Regions from separate parts of the Homo sapiens genome. Here region 1 is linked to region 2. A link is an interaction called in ENCODE POLR2A ChIA-PET data of the cell type or tissue named here. Cell type or tissue: MCF 10A. All regions are shown on one strand. Links, peaks and the distances in the headings refer to the core of each region. The heading gives the core; the rest is flanking DNA.

What was found. ChIA-PET counts read pairs that join two places held together with the same protein. Peaks named below come from ENCODE experiments on the same cell type or tissue, not always from the same donor. Only the 100,000 strongest peaks of a DNase experiment are listed, where the experiment ranks them.
Region 1: POLR2A ChIA-PET joins it to region 2 with 6 read pairs; 2 of 35 experiments call an interaction of 5 or more read pairs at or near these places.

What each region holds. Positions count from the first base shown.
Region 1 is chr14:32,340,250-32,348,348 of GRCh38, reverse strand. The region is part of intron 1 of AKAP6 (A-kinase anchoring protein 6); the gene reads right to left. Among named protein-coding and RNA genes, the nearest start is that of AKAP6, 15 kb to the right of the region's middle. In MCF 10A, for the core only: no CTCF peak of the experiment used is centred there; no DNase peak of the experiment used is centred there.
Region 2 is chr14:32,255,417-32,263,515 of GRCh38, reverse strand. No RefSeq gene overlaps it. Among named protein-coding and RNA genes, the nearest start is that of RNU6-8, 56 kb to the right of the region's middle. In MCF 10A, for the core only: no CTCF peak of the experiment used is centred there; a DNase peak (open chromatin) is centred at 3,655.

The sequences.
Region 1 (8,099 bases), core at 1,019-6,018, 85 kb before region 2:
TTACTAAACATTCTCAGTTTGGGATTCCTGCTTTTTACGCCCAGTATCTTAAAATGTGCTAATTTTACACTGGTTATTCTTGCTCTATCCTAAAACCTACATTCTTCTGGGCAAGGCCAGGTGATCCCTGCCATAGGCTGGAACCTCTAAAATCCCATGGTACCTGTCTAGCATATTTCTGGTCTGGCCCACCTTGAACTTCTCACTTTTGCTCCTGGCATGGTCCCACCCAGCTGTGTCTTCCAGGTTCTTGACCTGCCCAGCACTTCATCTGTATCTTACTATCCACAGCAGCCCCTGCCCTTGGGTCATGGCCTTCAGGGTCCATGTGGCTACACACAAATGTCCCTCAGGGCCTAGAAAATGTATCCCGATTTCCTTGAGGAAAAGAGTTATAAGAACTAAAGCAACTGAAGTTACCTTTGGAAAATCTAAGCAAAGCCTCATAAATCTGATACATACTGTCTTTCCTCCCCTCAGGAAGAATTACAGGAGGAACCAGGTCAACAGAAGACACAGATTCCTTACTTTTTAACGTTGGACTATTACTATTAATTAAACTTTAGGCTTTTTAAAAAGTGGCCAAGGGCCAGAGTGCCTCAATCCCAAGAGGTCAGCATTGGAAGTGACCATATAGTCAGGGGCATTGGTATTACAAAGACAGCATGGAATTGAGAGTCATTTACATTTGGGTTCAGTGTCTTATCCCCACTCACAAATTGAAAAACTTTAGGCAAATCATAGATCATAAGCTTCAGTGTCTGTAAAATGATAATCCAATGTTACAAGCTCTGTAATTTATTTTTAAATACTTCATTCTAATTGGTTTGATATATGTGACAATTAATTTAAGTTTCATTTCTAGGCAAAGTCAGCTAAAGCAATGCCTGAAATGTACAGTCCGAAAGTGGGTGTGTGTGTCAGGCAACAATACATCAGAAAGGGGATGGACTCACTCCTACTTCAGTCAATAACCATTACCATTTAGCAAGCTGAAAGTTTAGAAATGGGTTTTACCTGGTGAAATTAAACGTATTCAAGACATATGGGTTAGCTAAAATAATTTAGAAACATGTGTAAGAAAAAAGGGCAAGACTTCTCTGATGCCTCAACTTTGTACCCTTGAGTGATGTTGCCTGAGACTTAATCCCTAATCTGTCCTTGTCTCCAACCATTGATTTAAAAGGATTTCTGATTTACATACAAAGGATGCAGAATCCTAAATAGAGCAAAGCTTTTACTTTTTATTTTTTACTTAATATATAGTTAGAGCACCTAAAACAAAATAGAGCTGAGAGTTCATCAATCTATCAAACAGACTGTATGAAATATTTTGTGCCTGCTTTGCAAATTAATGCTAGTCTAATAAATATCTCTATATGATATTTTGGTCTAAGGCTTGAATTCATTACAGCTTGGTATCAAGCCTATAGAAGAAGTAACTATCACCACCCCAAACTTTTTGGGTGGTTACTGTGATTTCCAAAATGAAGCTGAAATCTGAGTGTAACCAAATTGGCTTAAAGAAATTCTCAATTTCTGGCTGGGTGCGGTGGCTCACGCCTGTAATCCCAGCACTTTGGGAGGCCGAGGTGGGTGGATCACAAGGTCAGGAGATCGAGACCATCCTGGCTAACATGGTGAAACCCCGTCTCTACTAAAAATACAAAAAATTAGCCAGGCGCGGTGGCGGGCCCCTGTAGTCCCAGCTACTCGGGAGGCTGAGGCAGGAGAATGGCGTGAACCCGGGAGGCGGAGCTTTCAGTGAGCCAAGATAGCACCACCGCAGTTCGGCCTGGGTGAAAGAGCGAGACTTCGTCTCAAAAAAAATAAATAAAATAAAACAAGACATTCTCAATTTCCATCCTTCATATCCCACAGAGTTTTTGGGAAGTTACAAGTGAAAGTGCTTGGTAAATTCTAAAATGCAATACAAACATACTGTCTCAGAAAGATGTTTAATTTGTACAACTCAAGTTCCTCCATGGCTCACCAGCCTGGAAGTTCAAATGGAGTAACATTTTTGGTAATGTGCTACATTTCTCTCCATCTTTATTTTAACCTCCTTATCAGAGTCTTAGCTCCCTGAAAACAGGGCCCTAAGTAGAATCTCATGAAGCTCCAGCATGAATTTCACATGTATGCACACTCACTGCATCATGGGCACCTTTACCAGGAAGAGCTGTTATTTCTGGGCACTGCCAGGCCCCTCCCACTAATGCTCTAGAGTAGTGGTCTTCATGATGGGGGACTCATCATAAAGGGGGATGCAAGGCAAACCTTTGGGGTGTGATGAAAATATTAGAACTTCTGTTTAATTTTTATTTTAACCTTTCAGATTTTTACTTCTATATGTTTTGTAAAATATGTAAGACATTAATACATGAGAGAGCTCAGACATTTTTTAACAGATAAATATGTCAATCAAAACAGTTTGGAAACCTCTGGCTTCAAGCATCTGTGGATAGAGGGAAATATGCCTTTCTCCCTCTTATACAATATACTCTCCTGAGGGCTATTGCAGCAGTGGTCTTGTGCTCAAATGACATACAGATTCTTTAGTGGAAGAGCTCTTACATTCAGCCCACTCACCCCTCCCCAGCTTTTCTAGGACTCAGGCCAGAGTCCAGGGAATGGCTGAGACAGGACACTTCCTCATGACCCACATAGAAACTGACATCAGAATCACTCCACCCTCTGGTGATCAGAGCTTACTGTGGCTGACTCCACCTTTCTTAGGATACTTTCTCTCTAGGAACCGCTTTTGACTCTAGTATCAATACACTGATGGGACAGACCACCAACTCATCACAGATACAGGGCAGACATTCAGCAGACATGCCCAAACATGTCTGAGGCTCAGTGATGGAGATAATTCAAGCTCAGATGCTACTGGCTACATCACAGCTGACAGCCTAAAGAAATACTAACCCCTCATTGCTAAGTCATGTAATCATTTCCAAGGCAATTTTTACCTGTACCTGTGGAAAAGCCTTCAGGCAATTTTGTTCCTTGAGAGTTACCCCTGTGTCTGCTTACACATTCAATACCTGTGGGAAAAATGTGAAGTTAACTAGATACAGCATTTTAACACCTGTGTATGTGATAGACTGTGTGAACTGAATCGGTATTAGAGAAGTAAATGCACATTTTAAAATATGGAATTTCCCTTGACAACCTTGTGTTTTAACTATGAATTTTAATATTCATTGGCCCTAAAATCCCTTCTATGAAAACATTTCCCCAAATTAGAAAGGAAGCATAGAAAAAACAAAATTTGATATATAAATATTCATTTTACACAGCCATTTTTTGACATGCCCTTCCAAATCCCATCCAAGCCTCCTCTCTGAGCCTCATCCTAAACACGTACTCTCTATACCATCATTCTGCTTATATATACTCTCTCTCTTTTTTTTTTTTTTTTTTTTTTAAGACAGAGTCTCACTCTGTTGCCCAGGCTGGAGTGTAGTGGTGCTATCTCGGCTCACTGCAACCTCCGCCTCCCAGGTTCAAGAGATTCCCATGCCTCAGCCTCCTGAGTAGCTGGGATTACAGGGGTATGCCACCACACCCAGCTAATTTTTGTATTTTTAGTAGAGACGGGGTTTCGCCATGTTGGCAAGGCTGGTCTCAAACTCCTGACTTCAAGTGATCTGACTGCCTCGGCCTCCCAAAGTGCTGGGATTACATGTGTGAGCCACTGCGTCCAGGCCTCCTTATGTATATACTCTTATACTCCACTTGCTTAACACAGTGGTCACCCATACTCAGGAATGCCCTTATCTATACCCAGCTGAAATCCTCAGTCACTCCTCAAGGCTCAGGTCAGATTTTACTTCCTGTTTAGACCCTGAACCCTGACTGAATTAACTGCACCCTCATCGACCTTCCCATAGCTCTTTGTATTTACTGGGACTAATTAGGTGGTTTTATAATTTCTCTGACTCCCCATTATCTTGCTCAGCTACGTATGTTCTGCACAATCATGGCACAATCATGCCACTATGTAGGCATTAGATCAATGCATGTTGGATTGGTGTTATATTCAGGACACTGCAAGAATCTCTTGGTCTTATAATCACTACTTGTCTGGACAGCTCCCAGAACATCACAGCTAGAATGATGACAACACTGTATGGATGGATCATGGGACATGGCCTTGGGCAATGCCTGATGGCAGGCTCCAGAAAGAGCTTCTAGACATCCATGAGTAGCAAAAGGGACTGGGAACACAGGGAGAGTAGGTCAAACTGCACCTGTCCCCAGTTTCGCACAGGGGCCAGCTCCTTGGGGAATACAACAGCCAGAGTTTTTGCCAGAGGTGCTTCCAATTGCTTGAGGAGACAGACTTACACATGTGAAACAACCTCAGAGTATATGAACAAGTAGTAAATCATGATAAAAAGCATTATTGCTTTAGGAATTCAGAGAACGTTATGACCACAGAGAGCTAGAGAAAAGGCAAAGGTTGTAAGAAGAAACTGGGGTTTTAATGGGGTGTGAAGCATGGGCCAAGCAGAGATACTGCTAGTCTCCCCAGTTCTTTACAGTTGATACAGTTGTTCCTAATTTCTTTTTTTTTTTTTTTTTTTTTTTTTTGAGACGGAATCTTGCTCTGTTGCTCAGGCTGGAGTGCATGGCACAATCTCGGCTCACTGCAAGCTCCTCCTTCCGGGTTCACGCCATTCTCCTGCCTCAGCCTCCCGAGTAGCTGGGACTACAGGCGCCTGCCATCATGCCTGGCTAATTTTTTGTATTTTTAGTAGAGATGGGGTTTCACGGTGTTAGCCAGGATGGTCTCGATCTCCTGACCTCGTGATCCACCCACCTCGGCCTCCCAAAGTGCTGGGGTTCCTGTCTAATTTAAGGAGGAAGCAGGGCAGCTGGAGTAGATTATGGTACAAGACTTACTTGACCACCGATATGCCACAGGTCTGGAATTGGAACAGAAACTCTCCTAAAACCAGGGCAAGGCAGGCTGACCACCAGTTAGCCCTCTGCTTACATTCTGAATAATCTGGGTCTCCACTAACCACTCCAGAGCACCTCCTGTATCCTAGGCACTCTGCTAGGTGCTTTACACACGTTGTTTCTAAGTCTTGACAAGGAAGGTATACTTGACAAGGAAGGTACCGTGAAGAAAATAGGACCCAGAAAGGTTAGGCAAGTTTCCCTGGGCACAGAGCTAGTGGGGGTGGGACTGAGATTTGAACCCAGAAGATCTAACTGGCCCCAAGCCCAAGCTTACCAACATCCTATCTGCCTTCCTCATGGGAAAATCGTCAAGGGGAAAAAAGGTCTTTTAAATTCTCAACGGGAAAAAAGGTTGCTGTTTTGTTCTATTGTGAACATTAGTGTGCATAACAATGCCAGGGTTGTAGGCCATGGAGTTAAAACTGGCTCCTGCCTACTGGAATTAATTCCAAAGACAAATGATAATTGTGCAAAAAAGAAATACATTCTGGTACTGAAGTCAGCACTATGTAATCCCCTTGAATTAGGATGTAGTAACTTTACATATCAATTTGGAGAATTCTCCGATCAGACAGAATTTTATTTCAAAATTAAAAAAAAATAACAAACCCTTTCTGTCTAGGATAACACATCTCTTGTTCAGTAGAGTCTCCATCCAGCGCTGACACTGCATTTTCTTCCTCTCTTTACCACAGTGCACTAGCTACACTGGATACTTGAGGCTGTCCTAGACATGGGCTTTAACAAAGCTGGAAAAGGTTCAAAGAGCAGCAGAAAGATCATGGAGATAGGAGGGGCTTCATGAGAAAATGTCTAATAATATCAGTTGTATGGTTTAGAGAAAGGGAAGGCAGGAAGTAGAAGAGCATGACCTAGATCTATCACACAATCAAAAATTATATGGGGTGATCTTAAGCTCATTTTTACCAAATCCCAGTCACTTAGAAACAAAACAGAACTTGGTGACTCAACAGGACTTAGGTGAGGGTAGACATGGAAGAGAGGGCTTAGGATGACTCCCAGTCTCCACCCTAAGGGCAGGGACTGAAGACAATTCTTAATTCCAGACAGGAAGTTCAGAAAGGATGAGATCATTTCAGGTGTGCTAAGTGAAAAGTGCCTGTGGAAGATTCAGGAAAAGACATACAGAAAGCAGGAGAAATACAAGTCTGAATCTGGGAGAAAATAATCAGAGGCTAGAAATCTGAATTTATGAGTCATCAGCACATGGAAATAGAAGAAGCCATCAACAAGCATAGATCATCCAGAGAAAAGGTAGAGACTCAAAGATTTGTCCCTTCCAGTCTGGTACCAGACTCATGGACTCAAGAGAGTTATTTTATTTATGTATTTATTTTCAGAGACAGGGACTTGCTCTGTCACCCAGGATAGAGTGCAGTGACATGATCACAGCTCATTGTAGCCTCAGACACCTGGGCTCAAGCAATCTTCTTGCCTCAGCCTCCCTAGTAGCTGGAATTACAGTTGTACACCACTACGCCCATCTAATTTTTTACTTGTTTTTTAGGGACTTTTTTGCTCAGGCTGGTCTCGAACTCCTGTACTCAAACAATCCTCCCTCCTGAGCTTCCCTAAAATGATGGCCAGGCCTGAGCCACCACATCCAGCCTGAGAGTCATTTTAGACAAAATAAAACATTATTCTGGGAGCCAGGGGCATTCTTCTCAGCAAGCTTGAGAGGCAGGCATTATCATTTTTATTTTACAAACAAGGACACTGAAGCTCAACAAAACTCAGCAACTTGCCCATGGTCACAATGTTGGCAGTATAGAAGCAGAATTCAATCCCCAATCTATCTTTCACCAAGGACCCTGTGTGCTCTTTGCACTACTTCACTAGTTCATTTAGGGACTGGCTCTCATCACTGAGTTATAAAAATAGTAAAGACTAACATTGCTATGATAATGAACAAATTATTGGAAACTGTTATCAAAGTATCATGAAACTGTTAATATTTGGCCATTTTTTGACAACAACAATGGAAATTCCATACCGTTTGACCTAACAACAGCACTTTCACTTATATTTTATGTGAATGTCTACAGCAGCAGTGTAAATTTCTAAAGAAATTCTATACCCAATAGGAAGGGTAGAGGGGAACCAAATACTTCACCCAACTCATTAACAGCAAAAATATGTTGTGGCTAAAAAGAGAAAAAACAAATAGAAACACAAATTTGCAAGATAAGGAAACTCTAAAAAAATTTTCTTGTGAAAGATAATAGCTTGTTAGTTTAAGCGAAACTTTATGTGTTGACTTTAGGTTGACCACCAAAAGTATTATGAAATATAAGCTAATAAAACACACAAGTGTGAAATATAAATGGTATATAAATACTATTGTCTGAATGTTTTGCGTTCCCAAAATTTATATGTTAAAATCCTAACCCCCAAGGTGATGATATTAGGAGGCAGGGCCTTTGGGAAGTGATTAGATCATAGGGTGGAACCCTCATGAATGGGGTTAGTGCCCTAATAAAAGAGGCCCAAGAGAGACTCTTTATCCCTTCCATTATGTGAGCACACAGCTAGAAGGTACCAGCTGTGAACCAGAAAGTGGACTCACCTGACACCAAATCTTTGGTACCTTGACCTTGGACTTCCCAGCTTCCGGAACTGTGAGAAATAAATTTCTGTTGTTTACAAGCAACCCAGTTTATGGTATTTTGTTATAGCACTCCAAATGAACTAAGATAATAAATTAAAATATGTTTTCAGGTACATGAGCACACTAAGGAAATTTAAAATACTCTGTGGAACAGATTTTTGGAAAATCCTAAGACTAAACAAACAATGGAGAAATATGGAGAACCCTGTAAATGAGGCATAAAATACTAGAGCTATCAGGAAACAAAAATCATTTAAATTTTACCCTTTTGTTTTACTGTGGAGGAAACCAAGATTCAGGAAGAGTATGTCAGCAGGGACTAAAAATTCAGGTGCCTTACTCCCAGTCCAGTGCTCTCTGAAATAGATTAGAATAACATGCTATTTGAACACAGTAATGTATTTGTACATTGCAACTGACCATGCCATATATTGCAGATGCAAGAAAATTTTCATGAGGTATAATTTTTATTTTGTAGCATAAGGTTGTTGAA
Region 2 (8,099 bases), core at 1,439-6,438:
AGCCACATCCAGGGTCTGGAGCACAGGCATGCATGGAGTGATTGTGGCTCTGGAATCCAGGGCCCAGGTGTACCCACTATGGTGGTGTCACCAGTGTGTGAAACACAGGTGTTCTTAGAACAACTATGAAGCTGAGGAGTGCAGGCACATCTGCTGTAGCAGTGGTACCTGTGTCCAAGGTGCAGGCATGTCCACGGCGGTAGTGATGCTGGTGTGCAATACACAGGCACTCATGAAGCAATTGAGAGTCAGGGTCTGGAGCACAGGTGTATGCAGAAAGACCAGGGTACAGGCATGCATGCAGTTGCCAAGGGGGTGGAGTGGTGTCTCCAGCCTGAGTGGTGCAGCAGCAACTCCTTCTCAGCGGGCAGGAGGGCAGGCGTGCAGCAGTGTCTCCTTCTCCAGGGGGCTAATAGCAGTTGTGATGACTGCTGAGGTCCTTTGCAGAGCAGTCCACTGGGAACCATGGTGGCACCCACTCCATGGCTGATAGTGATATTGATAGCCCCCACCCTTCTCTTTTGTTCTTATCTGTTTCTAAATGTCTCAGTTATGCTGATCTCCTCAGCAGTATTAGTGGAGTGCAACCAAAGAAGGTCCTTTAGGCAGTCCCTCAAAAAGGCTGGGGAAGCAGGTTGCTCACCCTGCTCTACTTTGCTCTATGAGGGGAACTCACAGGCCTGGGAGTGCTCTCTTGGTGCTGAGCTATGCTGGCCTGGGGAATGAAATAATGCAGGCAAAATGAAACTGTTCTTCCTAGCCTTTCTGTGCAGTGCAGTTATTCTCATGCCACCCGTTGTTTTTTTTTTTTTTTTTTTTAATTCTCCACTATGTTGCTGCAGCTTCTTTTTTTTTTTTTGAGATGGAGCCTCGCTCTGTCGTCTCCCAGGCTGGAGTGCAGTGGCGCGATCTTGGCTCACTGCAAGCTCGCTGCAGCTTCTTAATTGGACTCCTGGGCTCTCCTAAAGCTATTTTCATTCATGGATAGCTGTCTAATTGTTGTGTTGTGGAAGGACTCTGCCATCTTGCTGACATGACTCTCCACTCTCCCCCAGTAAATCTCTTGAAATTCTAATTCCATCTTGACATATATTCCCAAGAATCTGAACTGGCACAGGAAGGGAGATTTAAAAATTCAGTTTTAGAGATGGTAATTTTGAGATACCTACTAGACATACAAGTGGAGATGTCAAGTTAGATATACAAGTAGACTTAAGGAGTGATGTTTGGTTGAGTCATATAAATTTAGGATCCATCAACATATAGGTAGTATTTGAAGCCACAAGAGATCACAATGGGAGTGAATATAGATAAAGAAGCCTTAGGACTGAGTCCTGAGCACAACAATTTAAGAGTCCAATAAGAAGAGTAATCAGCAAGGGTGACCAAAAACAGTGACCAGTGAGGTAGGAGAAATCCAAGAATGTGAAATCCTGAAAGCCAAGCGAAGAAACTATATCAAGGAGAAGGGAGGAATTAATCATATAAAATGCAACTGATACATAAAATTAGTTGGCAACAAGAAACTGACCATTGGATTTAACAAACTGGAAACTGCCTGTGATCTTGGCAAGAGCAGTTTCAATGGTGTGGGCCGTGGGGAGAGTGAAAAACTTGAATGCAGTTTTTAAAGAATAGAGGAAGGGGAATCAGAGACCACCAAAAGTAGACAACTTTTCCAAGGAATTTTGCTGCAAATGGGGAGGCAAGAAAAGAGTTGATTTCTGGAGTGGAAAGTGACTCAAAAAATGATTTTTTAAGATGAGAGACAAGTTTGTGTGCTGACGGAAGTGTCCTACTAGAGAGGAAGAAACTGATGATATATGAAGAGAGGAGAATCTCCGGAGCTATGTTCTTGACTAGGTGAGAGGTGGTGGAATCCAATGCAGAAGAGGAGGAACTGACTTTTGACAGGAGAATGAACAGTTCATATGTAATAAGAGAGTGAAAACAGAATGCAGGGGTACAGATGTTGGTAAGTACATGATTGAGAGCATGGGTCTGTGGGCATCCTTCCTGACAGCTTCAGTGTTCTCAGTGAAATAGGAAGCAATGTCATGAACTGAAAGCAAGGATGAGGAAGGGAAAGTTAGTAGTTTGAAGAGAAGATGCAAATGGTTGTTTTACTGACAATACATAAAATGTATAATAGACAATATCCAAAGTATTCTTAGCTTACTTTGTGTATCTCTTTAAACTCTCTTGCCTGTGAGGAACTTTCTATTTTTTATGAACATTCAGTGGGACTAGATTATCCAAATACCATCTGAGGCACTATCTCATGGAATCTACCACAGCCAACATTAGAACCCATTTGATTTAGTTTATCTCAATGCTGCTGGATGAGAGCTTACTAGAAGACTTAAACATGACTGCTGCCCTATAAATGTAGGTCCTGAAGCCCCTCTTTTCTTGCCCTTCCCTGGCATTGTGAAATACTCTCAGGGAACCAGGTTAGTGACAATAATAATAGCTGAAATATGACCTTAAGAATTCTTGAAGGTAGATATGTATATGCATGAGAATGTGTGTGTCTGTATTTATATCAATGCCCAGTTGCTATAGGGCATATGTGTGTGTGTGTATGTGTATGTGTCTGTGTGTGTGTGTGTGTGTGTTAATATCAATGTCCAATTGCTATAGGGCCTACCATTCCCTGCCATCTTACATCTAGCGTGGTTTACTAGGATATTAACTGCATGGCCCATGAAGGTACTTAAAGTCACAAGACTTCTTTCAAGGGATAATAAAGGGAGTTAAGAAAAACTAAAATAGGCCAGATGCAGTGGCTCATACCTGTAATCCCAGCACTTTGGGAGGCCGAGACGGGCGGATCACGAGGTCAGGAGATCAAGACCATCCTGGCTAACACAGTGAAACCTCATCTCTACTAAAAATACAAAAAAATAGCCGGGCGTGGTGGCACATGCCTGTAGTCCCAGCTACTCAGGAGGCTGAGGCAGGAGAATTGCTTGAACCTAGGAGGCGGAGGTTGCAGTGAGCCGAGATCGTGCCACTGCACTCCAGCCTGGGCAACAGAGCAAGACTCCGTCTTAAAAAAAAAAGAAAAGAAAAGAGAAAGAAAAAGAAAAACTAAAATTTTTGTAATCTTTAATATAAATGTCCATATATTGGACACCTGGTTGTAACTGTAGTATAGTTCTAGTGTTAACTACCCACCCCCACCTCACAGATATAGATGCATATTCCCCATTCGAATATTACAAGTCTTGATCCTCTTTCATCCTCCTGGTGATGCACCCATCTTCTTGCTCAGTTTCAAACTGATTTGTTCACTCCTTGATCCCATGTTGGTAATTTTCTTTGGTATCATACATAACCTTCTAAATATAGAGCCCCTCATTCCCCGTCTTCAATTTGGGATTCAAGACACAGGCAAGACATTACCAATTATGTTTCCATGGCTCATGACTGAATAATGTGTGCAATACAGAAATCTCATGTTTGGGGTCCCTTTTGCATCTGGTTCCATCCCTAATTTATAATATGTTTGGGCATGAAAAGATTATCTTCTAGTTTACATGCATGCTGCTTACAAAACTGCCAAGTTACTTAAACTGCCTTCCTCAAGGACTGTTTCCTGTAAAAGTCCCCATTTAGTGAAAGATCAAAAGAACCACCTGCTGCCTGGGGCCAGAGCTGAGTTGGTTGATGAGTCATGGCTTATCTGTTTAACTCTTTCCCATTTGCCAGATGTGAGTGACACTACCTCCTCTCTTAGGAAGCAGAAGAGGAAACATGGCATGATAATGAACATCTGAGACATTTAAAATAATGAGCTTTTGCTGTAATGAATGGAATGTTAGAAATCATGTTCTTAACATGCAAAAGCTAAAATGAAAGGTCAGTTTTTCTGTATTGAATCAGTAAGTGAGAAAATGTTTTTTGACTGTGGTATTAGAAAGAAGGCAGCATTCTGACCACACTCTTCCTCCTCCTAAAGCTCTAAGAACACTTGTGATATTTTGTTGTGGTGGGTGGCTAAGATATTTGAATTTTTGAGTCATGAGGAAATTGAAGAGTTAAATCTCACTAGCTCACAGAACCAAGCAGAAAGATAAATGCAGAGTTTAAATGTCTTTTCTCCTTCTAAAACAAACAGTGCAGAGTCAGGCATTTAAGGCAACTTCCATTATAGTAAATTTTGCACAAATAGGGTCTAGAGTATGTGTCCTACAAAACTATTCCTTTTAGAAAATTAATAATCAACAAAGTAACAATAGATGGCTACTACGATGCAAAAACAGAAGTAGTCCAGAAAGGACCCCCTTTTCTGGAATTAGCTTTGTACCCAAATAGAATTTCATGTTTACAGGCCAAGGGTCTGAAAGAGAAAAGCTAAGTTTCTAAAGATAAATGGGTTAAAAGCTGGGGAGTCTGGATGGCATCCCCTGAGATACCATTTACCTGGCATCAGGAACGTTCAGTTTTTGAGTCAAAGCTATGTCTACGGTATGAGACAGACAGGTGTTGTTTTCAGGTCCTTCAGCAGAGGTTCAATTTCCTGGGATGCCAAGGGAGGAAAGTTCAGGCCAACTCAGCTTGTCTTTACTGACAGCAGGCCAAACTCTAGTGACGATCTGATTTGGAGAGCCAAGAAGTCTTAGTTTTGATCTTTGGTAAGGAAAAGCTGAGACTCTGGCCAAGTCAACAGAAAAGGGAAGAGGCCAGGGTGGGAGTAAATCTTATGAGATGATGCCTGCCTACACACTGGGAAGGCGTGTCCAGTTTGAGGCCTCTGGCTTGCCTGCTTACACTTAGGGCAATTACTGAGCTGCTGTTTACTAAGCCTTTACATAGAGGATATATTCATTTACTGTGTCTTTGACATGCTGTTTTAAAACATCTTAGAGAGGGGTCTTACCAGTGACAGATGACCCTGAGCTCAAGAACAGGGTCCTGTAGCTTTTCCAGAACCCTTTCCTGGGAGGTCTAAATCAACCTTCTGCTTTGCTTAATGTCAGAAATAGGAGGACGGTAACCAGGCTGGGAGCCCAGTAAAAGGCAGCTGGCTTCAACTGGCCTGTGGAAGTTGCTTTCTCTGTAGCATATAACTGGACAGACATATGGTGTAACAGTTTAAAGCACAGGCCATGAAGTCAGAAATGGGTCAGTTCCCAGTTCTGCCATTTTCCAGCTTTGTAAATTTCAGTAATTTTTAAAATCTCTGTAAGTTGGCTGGCCACAGTGGCCCACACCTGTAATCCCAGCACTTTGGGAGGCCAAGGTGGGCAGATCATGAGGTCAAGAGATGACCATCCTGGCCAACATGGTGAAACCTCGTCTCTACTGAAAATACAAAAATTAGCTGGGCGTGGTGGCACGCGCCTGTAATCCCAGCTACTTGGGAGGCTGAGGTAGGAGAATCACTTGAACCAGGGAGGTGGAGGTTGCAGCGAGCCAATATCGCGCCACTGCACTACAGCCTGGCGACACAGCAAGACTCCGTCTCAAAAAAAAAAAAAAAAAATCTCTGAAAGTCACTCTCTCCTCATCTGAAAAAAATGGGAATATACCTATCTCACAAGAAATAATAAAATAAAATAATACATGTAAAGTGTTTTGGCATTAAGTAAGTTGTTAACATCTGTGTTATCCTTATTACCAGTAGAACAATGAATTGAGAAAAAGGGAGACAGGAAAGTCATTCTTGATCTGTGATTCTATTTCTCAAGTTTTAAAATAGGAACGTGAGTATTCTACCCATTTACCTTTACCCATGAGTTCTTTACCATTTACCTGAGATGACAGAAGTGAATTTCATTAGGACAGAAATACAAGATGATGTCATTAATTAGGCTATCACCTGAGGAAACCAAGATACTATCATTAACAAAAGGCTATCACCTGAGGAAAGATGGCCTTGATATTTGTCTGCTTTCTAATTTTCTTATTACATGAGAATTCGCACTTTCAGTTTGTATTTGTCACGTGCTGAGATTTTAAAATGATATCAAAATGTCTCTATAAAGAAATAAATTTTTAAGAAAAGGAAAAACCAACAGGTGATGAAAAATGAAGCCTCCACATGGCAAGACTTTGCTGAGTCACTAGGCAAACTTTGATCAGGTCAACCTCAGTGAAAAAGAATTTAAACTGACCTAAATCTATCAGAAATGAGATCTCTTTTCTCCCCCTCTGGGGAAAAAACAAAACAAACAAACAAACAAACAAACACCAAAACGGGCCAGGCGCGGTGGCTCACGCCTGTAATCCCAGCACTTTGGGAGGCCGAGGCGGGCAGATTACCTGAGGTCAGGAGTCCAAGACCACCCTGGCCAACATGGTGAAACTCCATCTCTACTAAAAAAATACATAAAAATTAGCCGGGCATGGTGGCACACGCCTGTAAACCCAGCTACTCGGGAGGCTGAGGCAGGAGAATTGCTTGAGCCCAGGAGAGGGAGTTTGCAGTGAGCCGAGATCGTGCCACTGCACTCCAGCCTGGCTGACAGAGCAAGACTCTGTCTCAAAAAAATAAATAAATAAATAAATAACCAAAAAAAACCTAAAACCAAAACAAACACATTTTCTTACCAAAGTTCTGATGCAAAAGCTAACAACCCCACAGTGTTTCATTTTTGTTGAAAAAAAAAATTCTACAGTTTATTACCTTTCCTTGAAAATAATATATACAAGGTCTTAAATATTTACCAGATGATGCAGATCTGCCAGGGTTTTCAGCCAAGTTTCAAAGTTTTATGAAGTCACTTCTTGGACATATTTCTAACAATCTGGCCCATGAAAATTAACCGGGGAAGATATTTCCACCTTCTTCACATGGCCTTGAGCTCACAGTCTCTGTGTGTGCCCATAAGAAACCCACACCCTATAATCATAAATGTCCTAGCTCATTCAAAAGCAATTGTTACTACTGATAAATAAATACACACAAACAAAAGTTTATTCTTTGGGAACATTCATTTCCAGTGAAGACACCATGTGTTCTGGCTTCAGTACAAACTCATTTTCCCAGCCTCTACCTACTTAGATCTCAACTATCTGTTCTCTTTAAATATCTTCTCAAAAATAAATCTCAGTTCAGGTTTTCTACACTAGCAATTTTCAATTTAGACTCCATAAAGCCAAACACAAAACCTGTCTCAATCAGAGTAGATCCACATTTTTTCTTTAAACTTTACAATTTATTTAAATTGAGGCTGTAAAACATTTTTTAAAAATAATATTCTTCTGTAATTATATCCCTTAATACAGAAGTCTGTTTCATTACTTCAGTTGATAAAATTATTTAAATTAATCATAGATATTAAAATGTCTTATTCCCATTTAAAAATCTTTCAAAATTATTGTGTGCCTCTGAGAAATTTCAAATAACAGGGAGGCTGAGCCTCCACATCCTCTCCCAGTTGCCTTGAGGGTCTGGCTGCCAAAAATCTAAGTCTTGCCCATGGGAGTCCCACATACACATCCATCCAGGAAGGTCACATTCCATCCAGAACTCCAGAGGAACAAAATGATCCAAAGGGGTGCAAAATCAGGCCAACCATTTACTCTAGACCAAAATTTATCTATAAAACAGTGACCCAGTTAGTGAAGAAACATTATCCTCATTCCACCACACTATTATTTTTGTGTTTCTATGTGGGTCACAGCACAGAAAAATCCATGGAGAATTTGACAGGGAAAATAAGGAAGTTACAACTGAGGATTGTTGACCCCACTTTTCTGCCTAAGTTGTCAAATAAAGGGAAAGGTAAGACTGACCACAGGGAGTAGCAAACTGCATTTGGCCAGACTTTGGTATTTTACAGATAGGAAAATATATTAAAAGAATTAGGGAACTGATTTACATTTGCTTTTTCTTTTGCCAAGCAAATATACGTTTACAGTGATAACCCTCATCTCTCAGAATCATTCTGTAAAAATGCATTTTAACACTAAAAAGGAGGGAGACTATAATCTCAGGAAAAAAAGGCCATTCTTTTCCTGAATAGGTCAGTTGGCCCTCTTATAGATGTCACAACAAAGGTGGCCACCCTGCCCCCTACTTTGGATTTAATGTTTTGTTTTGTTTCCACTTTGAACCAGTTTAAAGTATTTCAAGGCGATCCCAGTCA